Linked DNA regions of Homo sapiens: region 2 is linked to region 1. A link is an interaction called in ENCODE POLR2A ChIA-PET data of the cell type or tissue named here. Cell type or tissue: GM12878. All regions are shown on one strand. Each heading gives the region's core, and the rest is flanking DNA. Links, peaks and the distances in the headings are about the cores only.

Region 1 (15,580 bases), core at 4,339-12,338:
GAGGCTGAAGCAGGAGGATCGCTTGAGGCCAGGAGTTCAACCTGGGCAACATAGCAAGATCTCATCTAGATAGATAGATAGATAGATAGATAGATAGATAGATAGATAGATAAATAGACGATAGAAAATGCCTTGGCTTGAATGCCTCTGGTGATGGGGCTGCCACTGTCCTCTGTCCATTGCCAGTGCAGGTGATAGGTGTTTGTCCTGCTCTAGATTGGGTACAGATGTGAGTGAGTGAGCCCTGGTCCACAGCTGCTGCCAGGAAATGTGTCCTTGTGGACAGAACGAGCTCCAGATGGCCATAGAGCTCCGGACGGGGGAAAAGAGAATCTCGGGGTTTTGTTTGTTTGTTTTTCAGACGGAGTCTTTCTCTGTCGCCCAGGTCGGAGTGCAGTGGTGCAATCTCGGCTCATTGCAACCTTCACCTCCAGGGTTCAAGCGATTCTCCTGCCTCAGCCTCCTGAGTAGCTGGGATTACAGGCATCCACCACCACGCCCGGGTAGTTTTTTGTATTTTCAGTAGAGAAGGGGTTTCACCATGTTGGCCAGGCTGGTCTTGAACTCCTGACCTCATGATCTGCCCGCCTGGGCCTCCCAAAGTACTGGGATTACAGGAGTGAGCCACCGTGCCCGACCACAGAGTAGCATTTTCGAAAATCATTCCTGCTCGGCACCATGCCCTGTCCTCACCTTGCCTGCATCTCGCTTACGATGGGCACCTCTGTGTCCGGGGCAGGACAAGCTGCCCTTGAACAAGTCACATGATCCTTCCTGCAGGCCCCACCCCAAGTCCCTCCGGGGAAGGATGGGGACATGGACGCTGTGTTCCTGGGCCCTTCGGGAACCCAGGTGCCATCTGAGCCACCTTGGTACGAGGGCGTGGCACGAGGTGAGGCCAGTCCTGAGCTCCTCCCAGGCTGGCCACTGGACACCATGCAGCAGGCTCTGCAGGGGAAAGTGAGGCCACCAGGAAGGGCTGCTCAGCTCACCCTGGACTCAGTTCCCTGAGTGAGGACTCGGACCCTGTCCTACCCAACCAGACTGCCACTTACAAAGCAGGAGTCAACAACCAAAGGCTGCGGGCTGCTCCTTCTGGCTGCACAACCTCCCTCTCCCAGGCACTTCCCTGGGGCTTCCTGCTGCGCCCTCCCTGGGGACCCCCTTCTCACCGCAACGTTGCAGCCTCACACCCTCCTCAACAGCTTTTTTTTAGGCCTGAGCCCTGTGCTAGGTCTTGACTGTAGTCCAAAGACCAGGATTTGGGGCCTGGGGGCAAAATATACCCCTTCTAGAAGCTTCGGTTCTTCATCTGTGCAAGGACAGGGGTGGGAAAGCCCTGAGTTGTTTTTTTTTTTTTGCGGGGGATAGGGAGAGACGGGGTCTCACTCTGTCACCCAGGCTGGAGTGCAGTGGTGCCATCACAGCTCACTCCCGCCTCAAACTCCTGGGCTTAAGCAATCCTCCCACCTCAGCTTCCCAAATTGCTGGGGGTACAGACATGCACCACCATGCCCGGCTAAATTTTTTTTTTTTTTTTTGAGATAGAGTCTCGCTCTGTTGCCCAGGCTTTAGTGCAGTGGCGCGATCTCGGCTCACTGCAAGCTCCGCCTCCCGGGTTCACGCCATTCTCCTACCTCAGCCTCCCGAGTAGCTGGGACTACAGGCGCCCGCCACCACGCCCGGCTAATTTTTTTTTTTTTTTTTGAGACGGAGTCTCACTCTGTCTCCCAGACTGGAGTGCAGTAGTGCGATCTCGGCTCACCGCAACCTCCACCTCGATGGTTCAAGCGATTCTCCTGCCTCAGCCTCCTGAGTAGCTGGGACTACAGGCGCGTGTCACCACGCCCGGCTAATTTTTGTATTTTTAGTAGAGACAGGGTTTCGTCATGTTTGTCAGGCTGATCTCGAACTCCTGACCTCGTGATCCGCCGGCCTCAGCCTCCCAAAGTGCTGGGATTACAGGCATGAGCCACCACGCCCGGCCTATTTTTTGTATTTTTAGTAGAGACGGGGTTTCACCGTGTTAGCCAGGATGGTCTCAATCTCCTGACCTCGTGATCCACCCGCCTCAGCCTCCCAAAGTGCTGGGATTACAGGCGTGAGTCACCGCGACCGGCCTATTTTTTTTTTTTTTAGAGATGGGTTCTCACTATATTCCCCAGGCTGGCCTTGAGCTCCTGGGCTCGAGTGATCCTTGCACCTCTGCCTCCCAAAGGGCTGGGATGACAAGTGTGAGCCACCATGCCCAGCCTGCCCTGAGTCTCTGTTGCCATCCTGGGAGCTTCCTGCCCAGGGTCATCATTAAAGTTGTGTGACCCCAAGCCAATCCCTCATTCCCTCCCGAGCCTCGTTTCCCTTCTCTCAAGGGGAGATAAATGTGGCTGGCCCAGGCGTCTGTATGGGACCAGAAATGCTGTCCATGTTACAAACGCACAGATGTCAGCGGCTCAGCCCTCTGTAAATGAGCGGCCTCGTGGCCGAGAGCCTGTGAATGGCGTCTCTGTTGCTGTGCAGCCGCTGGCTCTGTGGCACCCGCGAGGAGGCCTGGTACGGCCAGCGCCCTGCATGGGACCCTGGGGAGTGGGAGGAGCTGATTCTAGGGCAGGAGTCCTGCCAGGCCTGGCTTCCCGGCTGACCACAGGGCCACAGGACAGCTGTGCCCTCCAGGGCCCTGAGCCACACTACAGCATGGTCAGCCAGAGCCCGGGAGGACAGGACCAGGCTGTCACTCCCACTGTCCTGCCTCTACCAACATCTCTACCAATTATTATTATTATTATTATTATTATTATTATTATTATTATTTGAGATGGAGTTTCACTCTTTTTGCCCAGGCTGGAGTGGAATGGTGCAATCTCGGCTCACCACAAGCTCTGCTTCCCAGGTCCAAGTGATTCTCCTGCCTCAGCCTCCCAAGTAGCTGGGATTACAGGTGTGCGCCACCACGCCCTGCTAATTTTGTATTTTTAGTAGAGACGGGGTTTCTGCATGTTGGTCAGGCTGGTCTCGAACTCCCGATCTCAGGTGATCTGCCCTCCTCGGCCTCCCAAAGTGCTGGGATTACAGGCGTGAGCCACCGCACTGGACCTGATTAATTTTTTTAAAACAGGGTCTCGGCCAGGCCCGGTGGCTCATGCCTATAATCCCAGCAATTTAGGAGGCCAAGGGGGCATGGATCACCTAAGGTCAGGAGTTCAAGTCCAGCCTGGCAAACATGGTGAAACCCTGTCTCTACTAAAAACACAAAAAATTAGCCAGGCGTGGTGGCACACGCCTGTAATCCCAGCTACTTGGGAGGCTGAGGCGGGAGAATCTCTTGAAGCCGGGAAGCAGAGGTTGCAGTGAACCGACATTGCACCACTGCACTCCAGCCTGGGTGACAGAGTGAGACTCCATCTCAAAATAAATAAAAATAAAATAAAATAAAACAAGGTCTCATTCTCTTACCCAGGCTGGAGTGCAGTGGTACAATCAGAGCTCACCCCAGCCACAAACTCCTGGACTCAAGTGATCCTCCCACCTCAGCCTCCCTTGAATAGCTAGGACTACAAGTGTATGCCTCCAGGCCTGGCTAATTGTTTTTAATTTTTTGGTAGAGGCAGGGATCTCATTGTATTGCCCAGGCTGGGGTCCCAAACTCCTGATCACAAGTGAACCTCCTGCCTCAGCCTCTGAAAGTGCTGGGATTACAGGCATGAGCCACCGTGCCCAGCTCCCTGACAATTTCTGGCTGCATGGACTTCTGGTTACAAGCAGGGAAACTGAGGCCTGGATACAGCAAACAGGATCTGGCCCAGCTTTAAGTGGGGAACATGCAGTTTGGGGGACCCAGGCTCATAGTTCCCATGGGATTTGCAAAGAGGGATGTGGGTGGAGGTGTGACCTCCCCACCACTGCTCCAGGACCTAAACTGTAACCCTTCAAAGACAGGAACTCACCTGTGGATCCATACATGAGCTGCCCTGTGCAGGGGAGGCTCCAGAGTTAACTGTGCAGTCCAGGAGGGCCTTCAGGAGGAGGTGATGCCTACACTGGGTGAATAAGAGTTCAAGGGGGCAGAGCCAGGCAAGGCAGGAGCAAAGGAAAATAGGTGGGGGACCTGGAATCTGGCCCTGAAAACGTGTTCCTTGATATCTTTTCTGTTTCTGTCACTCTTCTGTTGATGATGACCAGAGGTCGGGGCCTGGATTGGCTTCAGTGGGGACTCAGAGGCCGCACCTTCTGGCCATGGTACTCACCTGGCCATCCCCCCTACTCACCCGGTGGCCGATGCTGGTCCTGCTCCAAACCCAAGTGCGTTCTGCAAAGTGAGGCCGCAGCGGCAAGTGCTTGGCAAGTGCCTGGCTAATTAAGAGGACATTAGCGCCCTGGGCAGAGCCCGGCTCCTGCCAAGATGTCCCTGCCAGGAGAGGGGCTGCCGGCTGCTGCCAGGCCTTGGCCTCCCTGCTTGGCCGCCACCTCATCCTGCTTTCACTGAGGGCCGGGGCCCGGCATGCCAGGGCTCTCCCCGGCCCCGGCACCAGTGCCCAAGACACCTCAGTCTTGAACGGTCCTCCTGCCTCTGGCCTCAGGCCCCACCTGCCACTCACTCCTCCCTGAGCCTGCACCATCTGCCACTCACTCCTCCCTGAACCACCTCTGCTGTAAACACCCACCGGGCCAGGCGTGGTGGCTCATAGTGACGTCACCGTCAGCCGGGAGGACCCAGGCACCTGTTCTTCTCCAATTCAGCAAGGTGAATTGGAGCACTGGTTTTGGTTTGTTCTTTTTTGTTTGTTTTGAGACAGAGTCTCACTCTGTTACCCAGGCTGGAGGGGCGGTGGTACAATCTTGGCTCACTGCACTCCGCCTCCCAGGGAGGCCTCAGCCTCTGGAGTAGCTGGATTACAGGCATGCACCACTACACCCAGCTAATTTTTGTGTTTTTAGTAGAGACGGGGTTTTGCCATGTTGGCCAGGCTGGTCTCAAACTCCTGACCTCAGGTGATCCGCCCGCCTCGGCCTCCCAAAGTGCTGGGATTCCAGGCGTGAGCCACCACGCCCAGCCCGAGCACTGTTCTGACCGATTTCTGAGGCTCACGGGGGCAAAAATCAGAATAAGCATCGCTCTCAGTGACAATGCTACGACCTCCACCTTCATCACCTCCATCCCACCCACCCGGGCAGCCAAGGTAGGTTCCTGAAGGTGGTCAAATCCAGGGCGCCCCTCTCCACCCCACACTTCTCCCGTGGCTCCCCAGTGCCCCAAGAGGGCCCAAAGCCCTGAAGGCTCTGGGCTCCTGGGGGGCCTCTGCCCATCTCTCCTGCCACCCTCCCTTCTCTTCTCCCCGCCAGTCCACCTCTCCAACCTCGATGCCATTGCACCTGCTGTGCCTGTTGCCTGCCCAACAAAGCTGCCTGCCAAAGCCCTGCTCATCCCAAAGACTCTGGCTCAGACATCACCCACCTCCTCTGGGGTGGCGCCTGCCTCCACGCTTGTAATCCCAGCTCCCGGCCCCTTCCGTGAGCACCCCCAGATGGGAGCTTGGCACTTTCACCAGGTTTGGGTGTCCCAGGGCTTGGGGCAGGCATCTGGCCCAGCGCCGTCCAATAGAACATTCTGCAATAATGGAAATGTTCTTTTTTCTTTATTTGATTTTTTTTGAGACAGAGTCTCCCTCTGTTGCCCAGGCTGAAATGCAGTGGTGCGATCACAGCTCACTGCAACCTCCGCCTCCCAGGCTCAAGCGATTCTCCCACCTCAGCCTCCCGAGTAGCTGGGACCACAAGTGTGCACCACCGAGCCCAGCTAATTTAAAAAAAAAATGTTTTTGTAGAAACTGGGTTCTTGCCATGTGGCCTATGCTGGTCTCAAACTCCTGGCCTCAAGTGATCCTCCCACCTCAATCTCCCAAAGTGCTGGGACTTACAGGTGTGAGCCACTGTGCCTGGCCTGGAAATGTTCTTTTTTTTTTTTTTCTTTTTGAGATGGAGTTTCGCTCTTGTCCCCCAGACATGAACAACCGCGCCAGCCCTGGAAAGGTTCTATAAGCTTCTCTGCCCGTTAACAAGAGCTGTCCTTGACACATGTGGCTTTTGAGCAATAGTGAGAAACAAACAAAAAAACCCTTTGCCCTTTGATGTGAGAAATGCCAGCCCCCTTAAATTATCAGGCCCAGAAAGGCATTTAAAATGTAACAGCAGTCAATGAAACAAGTCATACCAAAAAGCCACATTGCTCTCTCCTAAGCCCCAACCCCACTCCATTCCTGTGGCCAGTGGTCCAAACAGAAAATAACTGGAGAAGACAAGGAGGTCAAAGGATCAGGGAACTAAGCATTATGTGAGTTCACCAGCAAGATGTATAGAATGCTGGTGTTTACATTGCTTTTATGGAACTAGCAGAATAAAAATGATTAAAAAAAAAAAAGTAACAGCAGTTAAAAGGCCGGGCGTGGTGGCTCATGCCTGTAATCCTAGCACCTTGAGAGGCCGAGGCCGGTGGATGACAAGGTCAGGAGTTCGAGACCATCCTGGCTAACATAGTGAAACCCTGTCTCTACTAAAAATACAAAAATTAGCCGGGCTTGGTGGCACACGCCTGTAATCCCAGCTACTCGGGAGGCTGAGGCAGGAGAATCACTTGAACCTGGGAGACAGAGGTTGCAGTGAGCCGAGATCGCGCCATTGCACTCCAGCTTGGGCAACAAGAGTGAAACTCCGTCTCAAAAAAAAAAAAAAGTAACAGCAGTCACATCTCACTTTCTATTGAGCTAAATAATTACGTCCTGAAGCTACTTGCTACATGGACTCTGGGCTCTGGACCAGCTAATGCCCAAGTGGCCACAGACGCCATCCACCCTGTGGGTCTGTCTACAACATATAACCAATCACTAGCCAAAGTTATTTCTGTAAGCCAATGAGAATTCCGAATGAACAGAGCTTGTAATTGTCTCCTGTCCTGATTCGTCCTTTTCTTCTTTAAAAAGTTGAGCCTCCACTCCTGTTATCGCAGCACTTTGGGAGGCCAAGGTGGGCGGATCACCTGAGGACAGGAGTTTGAGATCAGCCTGGCCAACATGGTGAAACCCCGTCTCTACTAAAAGTACAAAAATTAGCTGGGCGTGAGCCACTGCGCCTGGCCTCTTTTCTTTTTTTGGTGGGGTCTTGCTCTGTCACCCAGGCTGGAGTGCAGTGGCGTGAATTTGGCTTACTGCAACCTCTGCCTCCTAGACTCTGTAGCAGGATGAGCCGCAGACAAAACTCAGACACCGAGTTAAAGAAGGAAGGGGTTTATTTGGCCAGGGGCATCAGCAAGACTCCTGTCTCAAGAGCCAAGCTCCCCGAGTGAGCAATTCCTGTCCCTTTTAAGGGCTCACAACTCTAAGGGGGTGCACGTGAGAGGGTCGTGATTGAGCAAGCAGGGGGTACGTGACTGGGGGCTGCATGCACCGGTAATTAGATCAGAACAAAACCAGATAGGGATTTTCACAGTGCATTTCTATACAATGTCTGTAGTCTATAGATAACATCACCGATTAGATCAGGGGTCGATCTTTAACTACGAGGCCCAGGGTGTGGCGCTGGGCTGTCTGCCTGTGGTTTTCATTTCTGCCTTTTAGTTTTTACTTTTTCTTTCTTTGGAGGCAGAAATTGGGCATAAGACAATATGAGGGGTGGTCTCCTCCCTTAACTCAAGTGATCCTTCCACCTCAACCTCCTAAGTAGCTGGGACTAAAGGAATGCAACACCATGCCCAGATAGGTTTTTGTATTTTTTTGTAAAGACAAGGTCTCACCATGTTGTCCAACCTGGTCTCAAACTCCTGGCTGTAAGCAATCCTCCCACCTCAGCCTCCCAAAGTGCTGGGATTACAGGTATGAGCCACCACACCTGGCCCACTTTTTTTCTTTTTCTTTCTTTCTTTTCTTTTTTTTTTTTTTTTTTTTTTTGAGACAAAGTCTCACTCTGTCACCCAGGCTGGAGTGCAGTGGCATGACCTCGGCTCACTGCAACCTCCACCTCCCAGGTTCAAGCGATTCTTCTGCCTCAGCCTCCTGAGTAGCTGGGACTACAGATGTGTGCCACCAAGCCCAGCTAATTTTTGTATTTTTAGTAGAGATGGGGTTTCACCATGTTGGCCAGGCTGGTTTCGAACTCCTGACCTCATGATCTGCCCACTCAGCCTCCCAAAATGCTGGGATTACAGGTGTGAGCCACCACGCCTGGCCCACTTTTTCTAATTCATACATGGGCACTGTCGGGGCAGTGGAGTCTCACCTCACCCCTATTTCCCTGGGCCATTCCCAGACCCCTTCGGGAACTCCCTCTTGCAGTCATGGTAGCTTCAAATGCAAGAAAGAGAAAACTCTAACTCAACTGGCTAACCAGCAAGATGTTTCATTATAGCAAGAAACAAGAAGCCCCAAAGAGGGGAGTTTCCAGGGTTGGTTCACTGTAACAGAGCTGGAAAGGACCCTGGAACTTCCCCCACTTCTCACTCTGCCTTCCCTGTCAGGTGAACTCTGCCTTCAGGCTCAGGTCCTCAGAATCTCAAGGCAGCTGCCAGGGCTCCAGACATCACATCTCCCCAGCACTATCTAAAACAGACTTTTGAGAAATTATGAACCTTCTCACAGTATCAAGTTTTTAAATGCACAAGATAAAATGCATATGAATATAAAGAAAGCCAGTTATGACCAGGTGTGGTCGTGGTCGATCTCAGCACTTTGGGAGGCCAAAATGGACAGATTGAATGAGTCTAGGAGTTCAAGACAAGGCTGGGCAACATAGCAAGACCCTGTCTCTGCAAAAAGTAATTGCCTCAGCCAGGCATGGTGGCTCATGCCTGTAATCCCAGCACTTTGGGAGACCAAGGCCAGCGGATTATCTGAGATCAGGAGTTCGAGACCAACATGGTGAAACCCCATCTCTACTTAAAAAAATACAAAAATTAGCTGGGCGTGGTGGTGGGCGCCTGTAATCCCAGCTACTTGGGCAGCTGAGGCAGAAGAATCACTTGAACCCAGGAGGCGGAGGTTTCAGTGAGCCAAGATTTTGCAACTGCATTCCAGCCTGGGTGACAGAGCAAGACTCCATCTCAAAAGAAAAAAAAAGAGTATTATGATTTTTTTTTTTTTTTTGAGACAGAGTTTCGCTCTTGTCGCCCCAGGCTGGAGTGCAATGGTGCGATCTCGGCTCACTACAACCTCCACTTCCCAGGCTCAAGTGATTCTCCTACCTCAGCCTCCCAAGTAGCTGGGATTACAGGCACATGCCACCATGCTCGGCTAATTTTTGTATTATTAGTAGAGACCAGGTTTCACCATGTTGCCCAGGCTGGTCTCGAACTCCTGACCTCAGGCGATCCGCCCGCCTCGGCCTCTCCCAAAGTGCTGGGATTACAGGCGTGAGCCACCATGCCTGGCCTAGAGTATTAATTTTTTAAAAAATCGCCTCAACTTCCCAGGTTCAAGTGATTCTCCCACCTCATCCTCCCGACTAGGTGGGACTACAGGCATGCACCACCACACCGGGCTAAATTTTGTATTTTTGGTAGAGACGGGGTCTCACCATGTTGCCCAGGCTGGTCTCGAACCCCTGAGCTCACCTGATCCTCCCACCTCAGCCTCCCAAAGTGCTGGGGTTAAAGGAATGAGCTACCATGCCGGGTCATGCTATGCATATTTTACAACAATTAATTTTTTATTTTAAAGCCATGCCTTGTCCTAAAACCATGCCCCTCCCTGCAAGAAGCCGGGGACCTGGTGCCTGCATTAGACCAATTAATGTCTACACTGGCGGCCATGGCGAGACGTCTCCACTAAAACCCCAAACCAGGTTTCTGTTGGAAGGAGGAGGAGGAAGTTAGGGGCGTCTGCTGCTTTTCCCTCACTCCCTCTCCAGGCCACTCCTTGCATCCCTGGCGCCTCCAGGAAATCTCTGGCTTCCTCTCCAGGGCGCTTCCTCTGTGCTTCCCTGGCTGCACTCCGAAGACCTGGGTAGCCCATTAAATTGAAAATCCAGAGCACTGGGTCCCTTCCTCCCTGCAAGGAGGGCTTAATTTCCAAACTTTCCTGGCAGGTGAAGAGAAACATCTGCCTCCGTCCCGGCCCCGCTGGAGTAGCCAGGAAAACAAGACTTTTGTTTCCATAGTGAAACAGCTGGGCCACCCCCATCCTGCCCTGCTGGGATTTTCCAAGGCTTCATATCCATTTCCAGTTTCCAGACTGAAAACCACGTGGGCCCAGGTGCGGGAGACCTGGGTGCTGACCTTGCTGGTGCCCTCGACTTGCTGTGTGCCCTTGGGTAAGTCTCTTGCCCTCTCTGAGCTGTGAGTCAGTGAAGGGGTTGAATGGGATGACCTCTGAGGTGCCTCCCAGCACCAGTGCCTCACTGATGTGGTCACTACAGGCTATAAATCCACCAGCTCCCTAACGATTGACACGATTGACTCCTTTTTTTTTGGAGATGGAGTCTCACTCTGTTCTGTTGCCCAGGTTGCAGTGCAGTGGCACGATCTCGGCTCACTGCAACCTCTGCCTCCCGGGTTCAAGCAATTCTCCTGCCTCAGCCTCCCAAGTAGCTCGAGTACAGGTGCACACCGTGACACTCAGCTTATTTTTTGTATTTTAGCAGAGACAGGGTTTCACCGTGTTGCCCAGGCTGGTCTCGAACTCCTGAGCTCAGGCAATTCACCTGCCTCAGCCTCCCAAAGTGCTGGGATTACAGGCGTGAGCCACCGTGCCCGACTGACTTCTTTTTTTTTTTTTGAGACAGACTCTTGTTCTGTTACCCAGGCTGGAGTGCAGAGGTACAATCTCAGCTCACTGCAACCTCCACCTCCTGGATTCAAGAGATTCTCCTGCCTCAGCCTCCCCAGTAGGTGGGATTACAGACATGCACCACCATGCCCAGCTAATATTTGTGGGTTTTTTTTGTTTGTTTTTTTTTTGAGACAGAGTCTTGCTTCTGTCGCCCAGGCTGGAGCGCAGTGGTGCGATCTCGGCTCACTGCAAGTTCCGCCTCCCGGGTTCACGCCATTTTCCTGCCTCAGCCTCCTGAGTAGCTGGGACTATAGGCACCCGCCACCATGCCCGGCTAATTTTTGTATTTTTAGTAGAGACAGGGTTTCACCATGTTAGCCAGGATGGTCTCGATCTCCTGACCTTGTGATCCGCCCGCCTCGGCCTCCCAAAGTGCTGGGATTACAAGCGTGAGCCACCGCGCCCGGCCATATTTGTGTTTTTAGTAGAGATGGGGTTTCAACATGTTGCCCAGATTGGTCTTGAACTCCTGACCTCAGGTGATCTGCCTTCTTCGGCCTCCCAAAGTGCTGGGACTACAGGCGTGAGCCACTGCACCAGCCTGAAGCTTGACTTATTTTAATCCAGGATCAACCCGTCATGGCCTGGACTAGCCGTCAAGGAACCTCCTGTCCCCCTGCCAGGGCAGAAAGTGTATCGTGGGTGACAAGAGGGAGGCTTTGAATGCAGTTAACACCATCTTCATCCCCCAGAGGCCGGGCCTGAGGTGCCATTCCACACAAAAGGTTCAGGTAGAGGACAGGGACATAGGACAGGGAAGGGACAGATCCCAGAGGGTGCATTATCAAGCCAGTTACCATGAGGAATCCCACTGAACGTTCATTCCGCCAGGGACATGTGGGAGACTCCAGGTGCCGTGCCTCCCAGTCAGCCCATGCTAGGGCCAAAGGATCTGGAGGACTCCTGCCTCAACCCAAGAGCCATTTGTTGACAGCTGCTCCTGGCCACGTGTGTGGGCACGGGGACACTGGAGGTCAGCTGGATCTCCCCAAGAGCTGGAGGATGTTACCTGGGTACAGATAACAGCGGCTGCACGTGTAGACGCTCCCGGTGGGAACTTGGGCTTCCTCGGCTGGAATATGGGCACAGAAAATTTCATTTTTGGCTGGGCATGGTGGCTCACGCCTGTAATCCCGGCACTATGGGCGGCCAAGGCAGATCACTTGAGGCCAGGAGTTCGAGACCAGCCTGGCCAACATGGCGAAGCCCCATCTCTACTAAGAATACAAAAAAATTAGCCGGGTGTGGTGGCGGGCACCTGAAGTCCCAACTACTCCTGAGGCTGAGGCAGGAGAATCGCTTGAACCCAGGAGGTGGAGGTTGTGGCGAGCTGCGATCGCGCCACCGCACTCCAGCCTGGTGACAGAGTGAGACTCCATCTCAAAAAAACAAAAAAAGAAAAGAAAAGAAACAAAGAAACAAAGGCGTTCCTCACTTCCACTGGAGATCAAATGAAACATGGATCCTGCGTACAGAATTTACTGGAGGCCGTCCAGTGACCAGGCCTTGACTTTTATCAAAATTCTCAGACATTCAAGGTTAGACGCTATGGAAGCTAGAGGGAACAACCCTGCTGATAATACTGCTACGAAGGCTGCCGTTAATCAACTCCGTGTAATCAAATCTCTCTTGCGGCCCCACTCAAAGAAACTTCAAAAGATGAACCACAAATAATTACCAAAGATGGGGCACCAGAGGCCAAAAAAGAAAACTGGAAAGATCATGGCTGCTGATGTGACGATAAAAGAGAGCTGTGGTTTGGATCTGATAACAAACCAGTTCTTTGAAATTCAGTGAAATACTCAGTTAACCGCGGAACACAGTTTGACTCATCGGGTAACCAACAAATTGATTTCTTTTATAAGACAATATTGGTGGGCAGCATTTAAAAGCTGCAAAAAAAAATGAAACAAAAAAAGAAGAAAAAAGAAAAAAGCTGCAAAAAATGCTTATTTGACCAGTGGCCCCTGCCCTAAGTTTATTTCAGGAAAACCTGTAAGTACTGATTCTGGCTTGTGTGTGTTGGTGTGTGTGTTTGTGTGTGACTGGGTCTCACTCTGTCACCCGGGCTGGAGTGCAGTGGCACGATCTTGGCTCACTGCAACCTATTTTGGCCAGTTTCACATAATTTCCATTTTAGTTACCATTCTCAATCTTCTGACCTAATAGAGCAAACAGATGGAACTGTAAAAACCCACTTGGCTTTTGGAGGCCGAGGCGGGCAAATAACGAGATCAGGAGTTCGAGACCAGCCTGGTCAAAATGGTGAAACCCCATCTTTACTAAAAATACAAAAATTAACCGGCTGGGTGCGGTGGCTCACGCCTGTAATCCCAGCACTTTGGGATACTGAGGCGGGTGGATCACGAGGTCAGGAGATCAAGACCATCCTGGCTAACACGGTGAAACCCTGTCTCTATTAAAAATACGAAAAATTAGCCGGGCGTGGTGGCGGGTGCCTGTAGTCCCAGCTACTTGGGAGGCTGAGGCAGGAGAATGGCGTGAACCTGGGAGGCGGAGCTTGCAGTGAGCCGAGATCGCGCCACTGCACTCCAGCCTGGGCAACAGAGGAAGACTCCGTCTCAAAATAAAATAAAATAAAATAAAATAAAATAAATAAAAATACAAAAATTAGCCAGGCATGATGGCACGCGCCTGTAGTCCCAGCTACCCGGGAGGCTGAGGCAGGAGAATCACTTTGAATCTGAGAGGCAGAGGTTGCAGTGAGCCAAAATCAAGCCACTGCACTTCAGCCTGGCGACAAAGAGACTCCATCTCAAAAAACAAAACAAAACAAAACAAAAAAAACAACCTAATTGGGGCCGGGCACAGTGGCTTATGTGGGCCTCCCACTTGGGAGGCCAAGGTGAGTGGATCACTTGAGGTCAGGAGTTTGAGACCAGCCTGGCCAACATGGCAAAACGACATCTCTACTAAAAATACGAAAATTAGCTGGGCATGGTGGCACATGCCTGTAATCCCAGCTACTCGAGAGGCTGAGGCACAAGAATTGCTGGAACTCAGGAGGTGGAGGCTTCAGTGAGCCGAGATCGTGCCACTGCACTCTAGCCTGGGTGACAGAGCAAAACTTCATCTTAAAAAAAAGAACAAGAGCTCGCCATGGTGGCTCACACCTGTAGTCCCAACACTTTGGGAGACCGAGGAGGGAGAATCATCTGAGAGGAGTTCGAGACCAGCCTGCCCAACATGGTGAAACCCCATCCAGTTAATTTTTGTGTTTTTAATAGAGACAGGGTTTCACCATGTTAGCCAGGCTGGTCTCGAACTCCTGCCCACAAGTGATGCACCTGCCTCGGCCTCCCAAAGTGCTGTTATTACAGGTGTGAGCCACCAAGCCCAGCCTAAAAGTTAAAAAAATTTTTAAGTAAAGATAAACAAGTGACATCAAATTTCTTTCTTTTTTTTTTGAGATGGAGTCTCGCTCCGTCGCCCAGGCTGGAGTGCAGTGGCGCGATCTCGACTCACTGCAAGCTCCGCCTCCTGGGTTCACTTCATTCTCCTGCCTCAGCCTCCCGAGTAGCTGGGACTAGGGCGTCCGCCACCACACCCAGCTAATTTTTTTTGTATTTTTAGTAGAGACGGGGTTTCACCGTGTTAGCCAGGATGGTCTCGATCTCCTGACCTCGTGATCCGCCCACCTCGGCCTCCCAAAGTGCTGGGATTACAGGTATGAGCTACCGCGCCCGGCCCAAATTTCTTAATGTATGTTATTTAACTCCTATATCCCAAATACTATCATTTCAATATGTAATTAACATGAAACTTATGAGAAATTTTAGGTCCTTTTCTTCCCCCGATACTACGACATCAGGTTCATCCCCACTTGGCAGGGCTACACTTTCTAACCACTGGGGCCGGAGCTGTCCCCCTGGGCTTCCACAGGCTGCGATTCGGACCTAGACACCCATAACCATGCCAGGAGATGTACTGCAGGTTTATGTACTTTGAGTGTGGTAAGTTTTTGTTTTTTTTTTTTGAGACAGGGTCTTGCTCTGTCACCCAGGCGCTGGAGCGCAGTGGTGCAATCTCGGCTCACTATAACCTCCGCCTCCCAGGTACAAGCGATTCTCCTGCCTCAACCTCTCAAGTAGCTGGGACTACAAGCGTGCCCCGCTAATTTTTATTTTTGTTGTTGTTGTTTTGAGATGGAATCTCGCTCTGTCACCCAGGCTGGAGTGCAATGGCACGATCTCAGCTCACTGCAACCTCTGCCTCCCGGGTTCAAGTGATTCTCCTGCCTCAGACTCCTGAGTAGCTGGGATTACAGACGGGTGCCACCACACCTGGCTAATTTTTTGTGTTTTTAGTAGAGACAGGGTTTCACCATGTTAGCCAGGATGGTCTCGATCTCCTGACCTCGTGATTCGCCTGCCTTGGCCTCCCAAAGTGCTGGGATTACAGGCGTGAGCCATCGCGCCCAGCCAAATTTTTCTATTTTTAGTACAGATGGGATTTCGCCATGTTGGCCGGGCTGGAAAGTAACATAAGTTACTTCACATAAATTTAATCTTAAACTGAACACAGTGGGTCACACCTGTAATCCCAGCGCTTTCAGAGGCCCAGGAGGGAGGAATTTTTTTTTTTTTTTTTTTTTTTTTTTTGAGACGGAGTCTCTCTCTGTCGCCCAGGCTGGAGTGCAGTGGCGCAATCTCGGCTCACTGCAAGCTCCGCCTCCCGGGTTCACGCCATTCTCCGGCCTCAGCCTCTCGAGTAGCTGGGACTACAGGTGCCCGCTACTATGCCCGGCTAAT
Region 2 (15,580 bases), core at 4,775-12,774, 160 kb before region 1:
ACGGAGTTTTGCTCTTTTCCCAGACTGGAGTGCAGTGGCGCGATCTTGGCTCACTGCAACCTCCGCCTTCTGGTTTCAAGCAATTCTCCTGCCTCAGCCTCCTGAGTAGCTGGGATTACAGGCGCCCGCCACCAGGCCTGGCTAATTTTTGTATTTTTAGCAGAGATAGGTTTAACTATCTTGGCCAGGCTGGTCTTGAACTCCTGACCTCGTGATCCGCCCCCCTCAGCCTCCCAAAGTGCTGAGATTATAGGCGTGAGCCACTATGCCTGGCCCTTTCATTGTACTTTTTAAACTGTTTTTTTTAAACTACAAATCTGTTGCTTTTTTTTTTTTTTTTTTTTTTTTTTTTTAGTTTAAAGATCCCAGTTGGCTTTATTGTGGTTCTAGGACCAAGGAACACTTCCTTCCATAAAATTCAGTAGGTGTTCCACTGAGCTGAGGAGAAGTGGTTGGCTTTATAGACAAAGAAGGGCTGAAGAGAGCAGAAGCAAAGTCCTTTCAAAGTTACTTTTCTTGTCAGGCTGGGACAGGGAGACAGAAAAGAGAAAAATAACTGATGAGTTAACATCAGGCTGCTTCAGGCCACCTTTCCTGTGTAAGAATTAAAGCAGAGGGAAATTCATTATGATTCCCAATGAAGATTTAAACTGCCCTGTTTAAGAAACTGGTTGTTCACTCTTTCTTTCAATTTCTAGGAAGATCAAATGAACTTCCCAGGTTTAGGTTTGGTAGTATGAAACTTACATGGATGCTTCCGTTTTGAGTTTTAGTCTGGTCTTTTGGGGTCTAGTGCACACACTTAGTCCAAAACAGTGGCCTCCTATAATTTTTATTTAACAATTCCTCCCTTTTTGTTAGGCTTTCACCCAGGACCTGACCAAACCTTCGGGCATCAGTGCCACTCTCAGTTACCATCATTTTGGGTTTCTGGTCCCAGCATATACTTTATAGGTTCTGGTGTCCTCATTATCACACTTTTTTTTGTTGTTGTTGTTCCAGCTGGAGAAAGACCATTTGGCATTTGACAGGTAGCTGTATGGAAACATTTAAAACTTTCTGAGGGTGCACAGCACACCAAGGAGACTGCCGTTAGGACTCTAAGGAGGGTAATACCCAGAGTTTGGGTGGAGGCTGCTCCTCGGCTAGGGCCCCAACTAAAACCAAATAGCTAGACAAGGAGTCTACCTTGTTTTAACCAAGTAGTCTGCTCTGCAATACTTGCTGTGTTTTATCTGTGTGCAAGCAAGAAGCGCCATCAACTGCACAGAATCTTCTCTGTTGAGTTAGTAGGTAATCTCGCATCCCATGACTGGGTTAAATTAAAGCGGGGAGTGCAGGTTATCTGCAGAGGCTACTACTGATGGTGAAATTTTCACTGCAACGTTGTCCTGCCACGTGAGAGGCATAAGTAAGGAAAGATTAAGGAGAGTAAGAGTCTCACATTTATGAGGGGGAGTCTTGCTCCAATGTGGTTTGCTGTTGTGAATGTCTCTGGTTGTGGCATTGGCCATCCTAGTGAACTCTGTGTGGCCCATGCATTAGGCATGAGACTTATTCCTTGCGATTTGCGTAGATTTGTCCAGCTTCAGCTTATAGGGCTTCAGGAACTAAGCAGGTTCCTGCTATCTAACAGGTAGATAATAAAAACTCAGTGAACAGTGCTGCAATCTAAATAACAGGCATACTGGAGTTTTCTTTTGAAATGTAATTTTCCTCTCTAAGTCACTCCCATTTCTACCAAAGATAATCACAGTAAGACCAGTTTGCCTGACTAACCACATATTTGAAAGCACATATTTAAATTTGCTTTGCTGGAAATTTTGATGAGGAATCTCAAATTGGTCTTTAAAAAATGTCTCTGCTAGGAAACCAAACCAGGGCAGACATTAGTCTTTGTGTGCTGTATCCAGCATCTGGAGGTTCCTGAGCCTGCCAGGAAGAGACAGATTTACTCACTGTAAGACAGGGAATGCTTAAAGCCAGGCATTGTTTGCACATTTTGAAATATGGCATTCCAGTCAAAGCCTTGGTAACATAACCAGTTTCCAGTTGTGTCCTTTTATTAAAAGGACAGATATGCAAATAATGATATTGCCATAAAAATAAGAATACTCATGAATAGTTTGCAAATTCTGGAGGGATCCTGTTGGGAGGAAAAGCAAATATTTTTATTTTTATTATAAAAGTATACCAAATTGCTATAAGCTATAATAACCTTAAAAGAAAAAAGTTTCCTTAAATCTGGAAAACAAAACATTAAAAGAACCAGCAGTGTTTCAAATAAAGAAGCCATAAAAACCCATGATTCTTCTTTTATCAATTCAGTCTCATGTAATTAATTTTTGCTGTTTGATCTTGGTTAGCAGTTACACAAATCCATTAGTTTCTTCATTAGAATTTTGGATATTTAGTCCGATAGTACGAACTCAAACTTGTATTTGTCAGAGTTCGTTTCATTTTTCGCATATACATCTTTGAACACACAGCACTTTAGGATTATAATTGCTTGCAAAGAGCTTTCAGAAAGTGTCAGAACAAAATAACTGTGGACAGCAAGACTTAAAATGGCTGTGGTTAAAAACCTGATGAGAGTTCATTATAATGACACAGTTGACAAGGAAATTTAGTTATTTCTGAACCAAAATTATGACTGATAGCATTTATACCAAGACATATCAGATTTCTAGGAACTTTATCTAATCTTGGAATATAAAAAACATCCATATAGGCCCGACGTGGTGGCTCACGCCTGTAATCCCAGCACTTTGGGAGGCCGAGGCGAGTGGATTACTTGAGGTCAGGAGTTCGAGACCAGCCTGGCCAACATGGTGAAACCTCGTCTCTACTAAAAATACAAAAATTAACCAGGCATGGTGGCACGTGCCTGTAATTCCAGCTACTCAGGAGGCTGAGGCAGTAGAATCGCTTAAACCCAGGAGATGGAGGTTGCAGTGAGCCAAGATCACGCCACTGCACTCTAGCCTGTATGACAGAGGGAGACCCTGTCTCAAAAAAAAAAAAAAAAAAATACATGGGCATTTTTGCTGATCAGAACACAGCTGTTTTCCAAATGGTCTTACTTACCAAAAATACCTAAGTCACGTGAACTAAAAGGCATTGGAGTTAGGTCCTGTTTTTCTGATAAAAGATTGAAGTGCTTCCTTTTTCCTTAAACCGATTATCAGAGTTCTCTCATATATTTTGGTAGAGAAATACCACACACACATAACGCATATATAGACACGGAGACACAGAGAAGCAGATCTTATAGCCTTCGTTAAAATTCTTTATTTGCCAGTTTTCAAATACAGTTTACACTTGAACAACATGGTGGTTAGGGGTGCCAACCCCTGTGCAGTTTAAAATCTGCATATAACTTTTGACTCCCCAAAAACTTAAGTACTAATAGCATACTGTTGACCAAAGCCTTAACTACTTAGTACTACTTAATAACTACTTAACTACTAATAGCATACTGTTGACCAATAACATGGTTAACATGCTTTAGTTAGTATATTATGTGTGTGTGTGTGTGTGTGTGTGTGTGTGTGTGTGTGTGTGTGTGTATGTATATAAAAAATATACTGCATTCTTATAATAAAGTAAGCTGAGGAAAGGTTAAGAAAATCATAAAGAAACTGGACACGGTGGCTCACGCCTATAATCCCAGCACTTTGGGAGGCCAAGGCCAAGAGTTCAAGACCAGTCTGGCCAAGATGGTGAAACCCCGTCTCTACTAAAAATACAAAAATTAGCTGGGCATGGTGGTGAGCACCTATAATCCCAGCTACTTGGAATTTAGCTTGTTTCTTAATGAGTTACTGACTTCAGGACTGCCAAAGACTAACCAGAGCTTCCCTGGGGTAGAGTTTCAGCATTAAAATGAGGTGGAATTTGGCTTTTTCCTTCAAAAGGTGAACTGTAGGGCACAAAGACAGTTTGTGTGCAGCCTCTATAAGCTGGCAGAAACTGGTTTAAGATCTATATGTAGTAGTTCATCAGAAAACGATGTTTGTAAGGCCAGTCCTCTGTCTGTGTTAAGAGTTGTAGTGGGTTTCTGGGTTGTAAATCAGAGTTAGGGAGGGGTCTGATATTTGCCTGATACCGCCTATTGGTATGGAGCTTAGCAACAGTTTGATTTTTCTTGGAGCATAGGAATTTAGGGAGTTGCTATACCAGTCACCCTGAACCCTGACCTCATAGGTGATTTTTGTTTCCTTAACCTTAAGGGTCAGGGCAGACACAGTGGCTCAAAACCTGTAATCTCAGTCCTTTGAGAGGCCTAGCAGGAGGATCACTTGAGCTCAGGAATTCAAGGCTGTAGTGAGCTATGATTGTGCCACTATACTTCAGCCTGGGACCTTGTATCTAGTTATTATTTATTTTTTCTTTTTTTTTCCCCTTTTTTTTTTTTTTTTTTTTTTTTTTTTTGAGATGGAGTCTCCTGTTGCCCAGGCCAGGATGCAGTGGTGCAATCTTGACTCACTGCAACATGCACGTCCCAGGTTTAGTGATTCTTGTGCCTCAGCCTCCAGAGTAGCTAGGATTACAGGTGTGTGCCACCGTGCATGACCTTTGTCTCTAATTTTTAAAAAACAGACAAAACCTTAGGATCTGTCTTAGTTTATAAAGGGGCATCTATTTTGCTTTCAGATAACACCGTAGAGCTGAAACATTTTGGAAATGGCTTTCTAAGGGTCACGTCTGATATTTCAGGCTTTGCCTGGCCCATAAGTAGACTGGATAGTACTTGTCAGGTCCTGAATATCATCCTCAGGAAAATAATATTCTGCTTCTGCTGCTTTTATCCGTTTTTACTCCCTCTCCTTCCCCTGGTCCCACCATGTGTTAGCTGGTAATAAGTCAGGTATCCTAGGATCATAAGTTATAATTAAGACTCTGAATTCTTTAAAAAATGTCTGAAAGTCTTCCCCAGGTTTAGGACATTTTTAAACTATGACCTGTTTTTATCCGTAGCATGTAAGTCAGGAATTTCATGCTACATTTTCAGGTTGTTCTGTTTTATAAGGAAACAGTTGAACTGTTCTTTTCAGAGAAGAAAGGCAACTCAGAGTTAGTAGACTGTGAATATTCAGGAGTAGATGCAGTATTCAGGTAAAATGGGAGCAGTAGGAGTTACATTAGTTTATCTGTCTTTGGTGTGGGAGGTAATCTTGCGTTTCTAGTTTTTCATTAGCTTTTTGCAGTTAATCTTTCAAAAAAGCTATTTTAGAATTCTGTTGTCTCTTTGAGGCTTCTGAATGCCAGTAAGAATCTCGTTCTCTCCGTGTAATTTGGAGTCTTAGGATTCAAGTGAATTTCTTGGATGAACACTCTTTTTCATCTGGAACATTCCACATCATGGTCATCATAATTCTGAATTATTTTTGGTAAAGTTTTGCCACTTGTGTAACTATTTGTAGCTTCTGGAGCCAGAAGTTTTATACATGAAAAGGCAAGACTACCAGAAGGCAGAGTACTCCAATTTTTAGAAATTAGGGATGCTGTTTTTATGTTGGACCTTGTATATCTCAGGACCGGGATGACGTTGGCTCCAAGATGTCCTACCTAGCCAATCACTTTGCAGTTTCCATCTGACTCAGTCAAGACACCTGAGGCCTCCCTCACCTAAGCCTGCAAGAAAAGGAATCCACATACCCACAGATTCCAAAAGCCTGAGTTTATACCCTCCCTGCACTCAACACAGCTGGTATCAGTTAGCTTTAAAACTGCACCCCTGTATGCTAGCAGCAAATGGAGTTGCACCCACATTTCTGTCTGGCCATAATCTTGGGGGCTTGACTCAAGCCGTAAAGACCTCTGCAAAGAGGGAGCAAAAAATACAGTTATTGCCAGTGATTTGTGAGCCCCCACATTCCCAAAAGTCCTGTGCCCTGCCATAGCCCAGATTAACCCTAGGTACTGCAAAGTCAAATGCTCTCTCACAGTGCAGCCTAACCTTGGTACCCTCAAAGTCAAAGAGACCAGGTGCTAAAAAGACAGCAGAGCTCAGACCTGAGAAGGACTTCCGACACTTGCAGCTCCATGAGGAAAACGTTACTTCCCAAAAAAGGGAGTTAGCCGTTTTTCCTGTGTTCCTTGAGTTACCTCAAGATATCAACAGTCTCTGTCCCTTTGGGTTGCCAGACCTGTCAAAGGACAAAATTACAACAAATTTAGTGTAAGGATCTCAACTGTCTTTATTGTGAGTCTAGCATCAGGCAATGCTTCATTCCAAAATGGAGAGTAAGTGTTCTCGTTGCTCTTTTTTTTTTTTTTTTTTTAAGACAGTCTCAATCTATCACCCAGGCTGGAGTGCAGTGGCCTGATCTCGGCTCACTGCAACATCCCGAGTTTAAGCAATTATCCTGCCTCAGCCTCCCGAGAGTAGCTGGGATTACAGGTGTGTGCCACCACACCCGGCTGATTTTTGTGTTTTTAGTAGAGATGGGGTTTCACCATGTTGGTCAGGCTGGTCTCTAACTCTTGACCTCAAGTTATCCACCCACCTCAGCCTCCCAAAGTGCTGAGATTACAGGCGTGAGCCACCGTGCCCTGCCCTTGTTGCTTTTTACATTAATTTTATACTCAATCACCTTACCATTATTATCTGTAGTGATTTTTCAGTTGACTCTTAATTTCTTGAAAACGTGCATCTGATCTGTCTTTCCAATTTTTATGCTTCTTTCACGTGTCTAATTATATTACGGTACTTCCTCAAAAATTTTAATAGTGTTGATAGAGAAGAGCACGAATGGCCACAGACATAAATGGGAATACTTAATGTTTCTTCATTAAATGTGATGGTGCCTTTTTGCTTTAGATACCATTTCTTTAGTTATGTTAAGGAACTAGTCATTTACTTTGACTTAAAAAAATTTTTTTAGAAGTGAATGTAGGATTCTGTTACATTCAATTTCAGCATCTTACAGAGATTGTCATGTGGTTTTTCTTCCTTGACCTCTTAGTTGGTAAGTTATTGTCTTTGAAAAGACTCCCCTTGGTTGTGGCATTGTAATGTAGTAGTAATGTGCTGCTGGGGATTCCATTTGCTAATATTAGTGTTTTCTCCGTAGATCTTACAGGTGGAGATTGGCCCGTAGGTTTGTGTGTACGTATGATATCCTTGACATGTTTATTTTTTTATAAGCATGATTCTGACTTCATAAAAAGTTTAGAAGTTTTCTTTTTTTTTTTTCTTTTTGGAGATGGGAGTTTTGCTCTGTCACCCAGGCTGGAGTGCAATGGCGCGATCTTGGCTCACTGCAACCTCTGCCTCCCAGGTTCAAGTGATTCTGCTGCCTCAGCCTCCCAAATAACTGGGATTACAGGCATGCGCTACCACTCCCAGCTAATTTTGTAGTTTTAGTAGAGATGGGGTTTCACCATGTTGGTCAGGCTGGTCTCAAACTTCTGACCTCAGGTGATCCATCTGCCTCAGGCTCCCAAAGTGCTGGGATTATAGGCATAAGCCAACCGTGCCTAGCCAGAAGTTTTCTTTATTTCTTCGAGGGTTGTTTTTTGTTTGTTTGTTTGTTTTGTAGAGTCTTCAGAACCAATGTATTCTTTGAGGTTTTGAATATATTCTATAGAATTAAACAAAACAGACTGTTGTTCTACTTTGTCTTAATCTGTGACTCCTTATGTTTTTTCCCTTATTTAGTTCGAATGGTTATTTGAACTAACCATTATGTGTCCCCCTCCTTCCCTTCCCTCCCTTGTTTTCCTTCCTCCTCCTCTACCAAAGAAACAGCTTCTTCTCTTCTACAACTCCAGTTATGTGTTTTGAAGACCTTTTTGTTCTTGACGTGTTCTCTTATCTAATGTTGCATTTTGTCTATGCCTTACTATGGCTATTCTGACCTGGCTTTCAATGCACTAATTTCTCTCTTCAACTGTATTTACTTAAAATGCTATATATCCATATGTAGCATTAGTTATTGTATTTTTAGTTTTTGTATTAGTTATTGTATTTTTCCATTCTGGAATTTGCGTTCGATTCTTCTTCTTCTTGGCTGCAGTTCTCAATCTAGTCTTTGATTTCCCTAAACATGCTGTTACTTTAGAATTCATGTTGTTAATTTCACTGTGTGAAACCCTTGTATATTTGTTTCTGTTGTCTGTTACTTCTCTTGTTTTGATTTTCTGTTGCTGCATTAAGTTCTTGTATGCCTAGTTATTTTTGATTGAGTGTAAGTCATTGTATATGAAAATTTTGGGATTCTGTATGATGTTGTTTCTCTATAGAGGATCTTAATTGGTTTCTTGAAGAAGAGTAAGAGCACCAGCACCTCACATTCAGGGAGTTAAACTCTCCACGCTGCGATTCAGTTCCTGGGAGGTCCAGGGTATTTCCAGCTTGGCCCTTACTTCAGTGGCATAGTCCTCAGGGACCCACCCTAAAGCCTGAGATTCACCATCTCCTTTCTTCTAGGGACTTCCCAGAGGAACTGTTGTTACCAGTTTAGCATGTATCCTTCCAGGTCTTTTCTTTGAATTTGTATGTATCCATGTGTATATACATGTGGGTACATATACATACTTTTAGAAATGATTTTGTTTGTGTCTTATTGACATATTTTAAGTAAATGGAATCATTCTGTGTATGATTTTGCAGCTTGCTTTTCTTCACTTAATGGCATTTCTTAGTGAAGCTTCCCATTTCAGTACAGACTGAGCTACCTCTTTTTTTGGTAGGGGTCAGTTGTAGAGTATTTTGTAGAACAAATAAGTAATAGTTTATTTAACCATTCACTCAGGGACAAACTTCACAATGTCTCTAGGCTTTTTTCTGTTTATGCTGAATATTCTTGTATATGCCCTTTTTCGATAGAGTTTATAGAACAGTATGAAAAAATGATGACAGACATACATTTTTTATTTATATTTATGTATTTGTGTATTTATTTATTTATTTGAGACAGAGTCTTGCTCTGTCTCCAGGCTGGAGTGCTGTGGTACCATCTTGGCTCACTGCAACCTCTTGACTCCCTGGTTCAAGCAATTCTGCTCCGTCAGCCTCCCGAGTAGCTGGGATTGCAGGCACACGCCACCATGTCCAGCTGATGTTTGTATTTTTAGTAGAGACGGATTTTCACCATGTTGGCCAGGATGGTCTCGATCTCCTGACCTCGTGATCCGCCTGCCTTGGCCTCCCTGAATGCTGGGATTACAGGCATGAGCCACCACGCCTGGCCTACGTTTTTTATTTTAATAAATAGTGCCAAATTTCTCTCCTAAATTCACCAGCAGTAAATGATAGTATAAGAATTTTCACACATCGGCCAAGCGCGGTGCCCCACACCTGTAATCCCAGCACTTTGGGAGGCTGAGGTGGGCCAGTCATCTGAGGTCAGGAGTTCAAGACCAGCCTGGCCAACATGGCAAAACCCTGTCTCTAACAAAAATAGAAAAATTAGCTGGATGTAGAGGTGTGCGCCTATAATCCCAGCTACTCGGGAGGCTGTGGCAGGATAATTGCTTGAACCTGGGAGGCAGAAGTTGGAGTGAGCTGAGATCATGCCATTGCACTCCAGCCTGGGCAATAGAGCGAGACTCTGTCTCAAAAAAAAAAAAAAAAAAAAAAAAAAAGATTTTTCACCATCCTCACCAATGCTTGGTATTATCTAATTTAAAAGTTTGCCGGTCTTACAGGGAAAAAAATACTGTCTTGTTTTAATTTTTCATTTTGCTAGTTACTAATGAGATTTAGATTTTTTTATATGTTTTTTGAACATTTCTTATTCTTCTGATGTGTTAGCATTCTTTCATTGTTGTATCTGCTGTGGAGTTATTTTTGTTTTAGTAGTCTCAGGTTAAATTATAATTCAGGGCTGGGTTCAGTGGCTCATGCCTGTAATCCCAGCACTTTGGGAGGCTGAGGGAGGCGGATCACTTGAGGCCAGGAGTTTGAGACGAGCGTGGCCAACATGGCAAAACCCCATCTCTCTTAGAAACACAAAAATTAGCTGGACATGTTGGCACATTTTTGTAATCCCAGCTACTTGGGAGGCTGAGGCACAAGAGTTGCTTGAGCCCGGGAGGCAGAGGTTGCAGTGAGCCGAGATCGCACCATTGCACTCCAGCCTGGGTAGCAGAGGAAAACTGTGTCTCAAAAATAAAAATAAATTATAATTCAAACTATATCTCAAGCTTTAATCTATGAATGACTACTTTGATTCTTACAGATAGTATATAGTGTAATCAAATTTCAGTGTTAAGATAAATGTAAAGAATAGGTATTGTTAAGGGAGATGGTGTTTTTGTTTCTTTCCTGTCCTATCTCGGAAGCTCAATATAAGTACATAAGGAGGGATAGGCATAGGAAAGAAATTGAATTATTAAAATTTCATTTTTTCTTAGACAAATAAACCTCAGAGATCACGACCCAATCTCATCAAACCAGCTGCCCAGTGGCAAGATCTGAAAAGGTTGGGAGAAGAAAGGCCTAAAAAGTCTAGAGCAGCATTTGAATCAGATAAGAGCAGCTATTTTTCAGTGTGTAACAACCCATTGTTTGATTCTGGGGCACAGGATGATTCTGAGGATGACTACGGTGAATTTCTGGATCTTGGGCCTCCTGGAATCTCTGAATTCACTAAGCCAAGTGGCCAAACAGAAAGAGAACCCAAGCCTGGACCGAGTCATAACCAAGCAGCAAATGACATTGTCAACCCCAGATCAGAGCAGAAAGTCATCATCTTGGAAGAAGGTAGCCTTCTTTACACAGAAAGCGATCCTTTGGAAACTCAGAACCAGTCATCCGAAGACTCAGAGACAGAGCTGTTATCAAATCTAGGAGAGTCAGCTGCTCTAGCAGATGATCAGGCCATCGAAGAAGACTGCTGGTTAGATCATCCTTACTTCCAGTCTCTGAACCAACAGCCCCGTGAAATAACAAACCAGGTCGTTCCTCAGGAACGGCAGCCTGAAGCAGAACTGGGCCGCTTGTTGTTTCAGCATGAATTCCCAGGGCCCGCTTTTCCAAGGCCGGAACCCCAGCAAGGTGGGATTTCAGGCCCCTCTTCTCCTCAGCCTGCCCATCCTCTAGGAGAGTTTGAAGACCAGCAGTTAGCAAGTGATGATGAAGAGCCAGGTCCAGCCTTTCCAATGCAAGAATCTCAAGAGCCCAATTTGGAAAACATTTGGGGGCAAGAAGCTGCAGAGGTAGATCAAGAGCTCGTTGAACTACTAGTGAAAGAAACGGTAAGTTTTATTTTATCAAGTAAATGTAGACACTACATATACTGAGTTTTTTTCTTTTTTTTTTTTCATTGCAAAAAAAAAAGTTGTTGGTATGCGTGGACTTCATTTTCCTAAGAAGTATATATCTAGATGTACAGAATAGAAGAGACACTCTGAAGACATGAAAATGGAATCAGGGTTCCTTTACTATACTTAACCTTCAGGAAGCTCTCTGGGATTCTAACTGCATATCATGGTGGCCTGGTGCTGTCATACCTGCAGTCCCTTGTTTTTTTCAAATTCCTTGAGTTCACTCCAAATGGAAACCCTTAAAGCAGTTTTATTGAATTACCTAGACCTATGCTGTCCAATATGGCACTTACTAGCTCCTTGTGGCTGTTTACATTTAAATGTCTTACAGTTAAATAAAATTTTCCAGTGGCATCAGTCACATCTTAACCTTAGTAGCCACATGAGGCTAACAGCTTACCTCATCATCAAGCATGGAGGACAGTGTTTCTGTCATCCAACAAAGTTCTATTAGTGGTGATATTAAGAGTAACACAAGGGCTGGGCGTGCTGGCTCACACCTGTAATCCCAGCACTTTGGGAGGCCAAGGTGGGTGGATCACAAGATCAGGATATCAAGACCATCCTGGCTAACACGGTGAAACCCTGTCTCTACTAAAAAAATTAAAAATTAGCCGGGCGTGGTGGCGGGCGCCTGTAGTCCCAACTTCTTGGGAGGCTGAGGCAGGAGAATGGTGTGAACCCAGGAGGCAGAGCTTGCAGTGAGTCAGGATCGTGCCACTGCACTCCAGCCTGGGCGACAGAGTGAGACTCTATCTCACAAAAAAAAAAAAAAAAAAAAAAAAAAAAAAAAAAAAAAGGTGTTACATCTGGTAGCCACTATTTGCCTTCAAACAAGTCCGTTAACCCTACTTTACCCAGGCGGGTTTTTTTTGTTTTGTTTTTGGTTTGTTTTTTTTTTGAGACCGAGTCTCACTCTGTCACCCAGGCTGGGGTACAGTGGTGCGATCTCAGCTCACTGCAACCTCCGCCTCCTGGGTTCAAGCGATTCTTCTGTCTCTGCCTCCCGAGTAGCTGGGATCACAGGCACATACCACCACGTCTGGCTAATTTTTGTATTTTTTTAGTAGAGACGGGGTTTCACCATGTTGGCCAGGCTGGTTTTGAACTCCTGACCTCAGGTGATCCGCCTGCCTCGACCTCCCAAAGTGCTTCGATTATAGGCATGAGCCACTGCACCCGGCCACCCAGGTGTTTTTATCTAGGCACTAGGTTGTGTGCTGCTTGAGGGCTGGCATGAGATTGTAACTTATTTGTGTTTGGATTCCCTTTGTCTAGACAGAGATGCTCAATATTTGTTGAAGCAATGAAGAATGGATCTGTAAAATGGGGACAGAGAACCAGATCTCTCAAGACCTTTCTAGACCTCATCTTCTATGTAGACAGATGAATCTGGGAACTAGTGTTGAATTTGAAGACACACACAGACCTGCTTCACAGCCCTTTTCTAGTCTTTAGTCATTTTATTATACTTTTTGCCATCTGTCTTGTATTGCCATTTGAAACCATTCTAGTGAATGAAATATAAATTATGTTCTTATTTGTTTCTAGGAAGCAAGATTTCCAGATGTAGCAAATGGGTTTATTGAGGAAATAATTCATTTTAAGAATTATTATGATCTGAATGTGTAAGTATACTACCATGCTTTTTTTGTGGTGGTGGTGGTGGTGGTAAAATATATGTAATAAAAAATTTACCATTTTAATCATTTTTAAATATACAATTTGGTGTTGTTAAGTAAATTCACATTATTATGCAACTATCACCACCATCCATCTTCAGAACTCTTTCATCTTCTCAAACTGAAACTCTGTCCGCATTAAACACTCACTCCCCATCCCCTTCCCAAGCCAGTGGCACCCACCATCCTACTTTCTTTCTATATGGATTTGGCTACTATCAGGGACCTCATGTGTTTGTTCTTTTCTGACTGGCTTATTTCACTTGGCATTATGTCTTTTTTAATGACCTTGTTCGTTCTGACATTAGTGATACACAGACTGTTTTCTGGATTTTATGGAATACTGCATGGTTATAGAATTATGATAACTGAGTTGTTTCTAAGCGTTGATACTACCTGTGTTTTAGTCAAGATGTTAAGACATTTTCTTCCCTACGATTGTAACAAAATGTTCTGCAACCACTCTGTTTGGAGAAATACATGGAAGCATTTTTTTTTTTTTTTTTTTTTTTTTGAGACGGAGTCTCACTCTGTCTCCCAGACTGGAGTCCAGTGGTGCGATCTCGGCTCACTGCAAGCTCCGCCTCCCAGGTTCAGGCCATTCTCCTGCCTCAGCCTCCCGAGTAGCTGGGACTACAGGCGCCTGCCAGCACGCCTGGCTAATTTTGTGTATTTTTAGTAGAGATGGGGTTTCACCATGTTAGCCAGGATGGTCTCGATCTCCTGACCTCGTGATCCACCCGCCTCGGCCTCCCAAAGTGCTGGGATTACAGGTGTGAGCCACCGCTCCCAGCCATATTTCTTAATTTTCATTATAAAAGGGATAAATACGGGCCAGACATATGGTTCACACCTTTAATTCTGGCACTTTGGGAGGCTGAGGCAAGAGGATTGCCTGAGTCCAGGAATTCAAGGCTGCAGTGAGCTGTGTTACGCTACTGCACTCCAGCCTGGGAGCCAGAGTGGGACCTTGTCTCTTATTTTAAAAAAATTTTTTATAAGTGGTAAATATGCTTTTTTAAAAAATAAGTTTTCCTGAAGAATATAAAATGAAAAATATACTCTTTCCCCTCCTTCTAATCTGCAGAGGTGAAATAATTGTAATTTTTTTTTTTTTTTTTTTTTTTTTTTTTTGGAGACAGTCTTATTCTGTTGCCCAGGCTAGAGTGCAGTGGTGCGATCTTGGCTTAAACAGCAGTCTCCACCTCCCAGGTTCAAGCAGTTCTCCTGCTCAGTCTCCTGAGTAGCTGGCATTACAGGCGTACTCCACCCTGTCCGGCTAATTTTTGTATTTTTAGTAGAGACAGGGTTTCATCATGTTGGTCAGGCTGGTCTTGAAACCCTGACCTCATGATCTGCTCACCTCCACCTCTCAAAGTGCTGGGATTACAGCCATAAGCCACCGTGCTCAGCCTGGTGGTAAATTTAAACAAAATAGTTCACTAAACACCTTTCCCCAAAGTTCCTATCTTATACTGTAGTTCTCAGTCAAGGTTGCAGGTGAGTTTCTTCCCTGCCAAGGCTGAGAAGGAAGGGCCCCTTTCCAGGTGCTTAGCCCAATGTAGGTACTTTTTTCTAATTTGTACAATGACACTGTTGGAGCCATTAGTGGCCTTGTCTGATCCCACCTCTGTACAGAGGCAACCACTGTCATCAGATTTATATTTATTTATTTATTATTATTATTATTATTATTATTTTTAATTGATCATTCTTGGTTGTTTCTCGCAGAGGGGGATTAGGCAGGGTCACAGGACAATAGTGGAGGGAAGGTCAGCAGATAAACAAGTGAACAAAGGTCTCTGGTTTTCCTAGGCAGAGGACCCTGGGGTCTTCCGCAGTGTTTGTGTCCCTGGGTACTTGAGATTAGGGAGTGGTGATGACTCTTAACAAGCATGCTGCCTTCAAGCATGTGTTTAACACAGCACATCTTGCACCGCCCTTATTCCATTTAACCCTGAGTGGACACAGCACATGTTTCAGAGAGCACTGGGTTGGGGGTAAGGTAATAGATCAACAGCATCCCAAGGCGGAAGAATTTTTCTTAGTACAGAACAAAATGGAGTCTCCTATGTCTACTTCTTTCTACACAGACACAGCAACAATCTGATTTCTCTATCTTTTCCCCACATTTCCCCCTTTTCTATTCGACACAGCTGTCATCGTCATCATGGCCCGTTCTCAATAAGCTGTTGGGAACACCTCCCAGACGGGGTGGCGGCCGGGCAGAGGGGCTCCTCACTTCCCAGAAGGGGCAGCCGGGCAGAGGTGCTCCCCACCTCCCGGACGGGGCGGCTGCCGGGCGGAGGGGCTCCTCACTTCCCGGACGGGGCGGCTGCCGGGCGGAGGGGCTCCTCACTTCTCAGATGGGGTGGCTGCGGGGCGGAGGGGCTCCTCACTTCTCAGACGGGGCGGCCGGGCAGAGACGCTGCTCACCTCCCAGATGGGGTCGCAGCCTGGCAGAGGCGCTCCTCACATCCCAGATGGGGCGGCGGGGCAGAGGCGCTCCCCACGTCTCAGATGATGGGTGGCCCGGCAGAGACGCTCCTCACTTCCTAGAAGGGATGGTGGCCGGGAAGAGGCGCTCCTCACTTCCCAGACTGGGCAGCCGGGCAGAGGGG

What was found. ChIA-PET counts read pairs that join two places held together with the same protein. Peaks named below come from ENCODE experiments on the same cell type or tissue, not always from the same donor. Only the 100,000 strongest peaks of a DNase experiment are listed, where the experiment ranks them.
Region 2: POLR2A ChIA-PET joins it to region 1 with 6 read pairs; 3 of 35 experiments call an interaction of 5 or more read pairs at or near these places.

Annotation. Positions count from the first base shown.
Region 1 is chr7:5,575,585-5,591,164 of GRCh38, reverse strand. No RefSeq gene overlaps it. Among named protein-coding and RNA genes, the nearest start is that of FSCN1, 9.4 kb to the left of the region's middle. RefSeq lists enhancers at 3,916-4,415, 8,275-8,434 and a silencer at 6,794-6,883. In GM12878, for the core only: no CTCF peak of the experiment used is centred there; DNase peaks (open chromatin) are centred at 6,080 and 8,372; H3K4me3 peaks cover 1,303 bases; H3K27ac peaks cover 2,724 bases.
Region 2 is chr7:5,736,601-5,752,180 of GRCh38, reverse strand. RNF216 (ring finger protein 216) reads left to right here. Exons shown (of 17, transcript NM_207111.4): 4 at 10,366-11,208; 5 at 12,829-12,905. Among named protein-coding and RNA genes, the nearest start is that of MIR6874, 32 kb to the right of the region's middle. RefSeq lists an enhancer at 15,310-15,580. In GM12878, for the core only: no CTCF peak of the experiment used is centred there; a DNase peak (open chromatin) is centred at 8,380.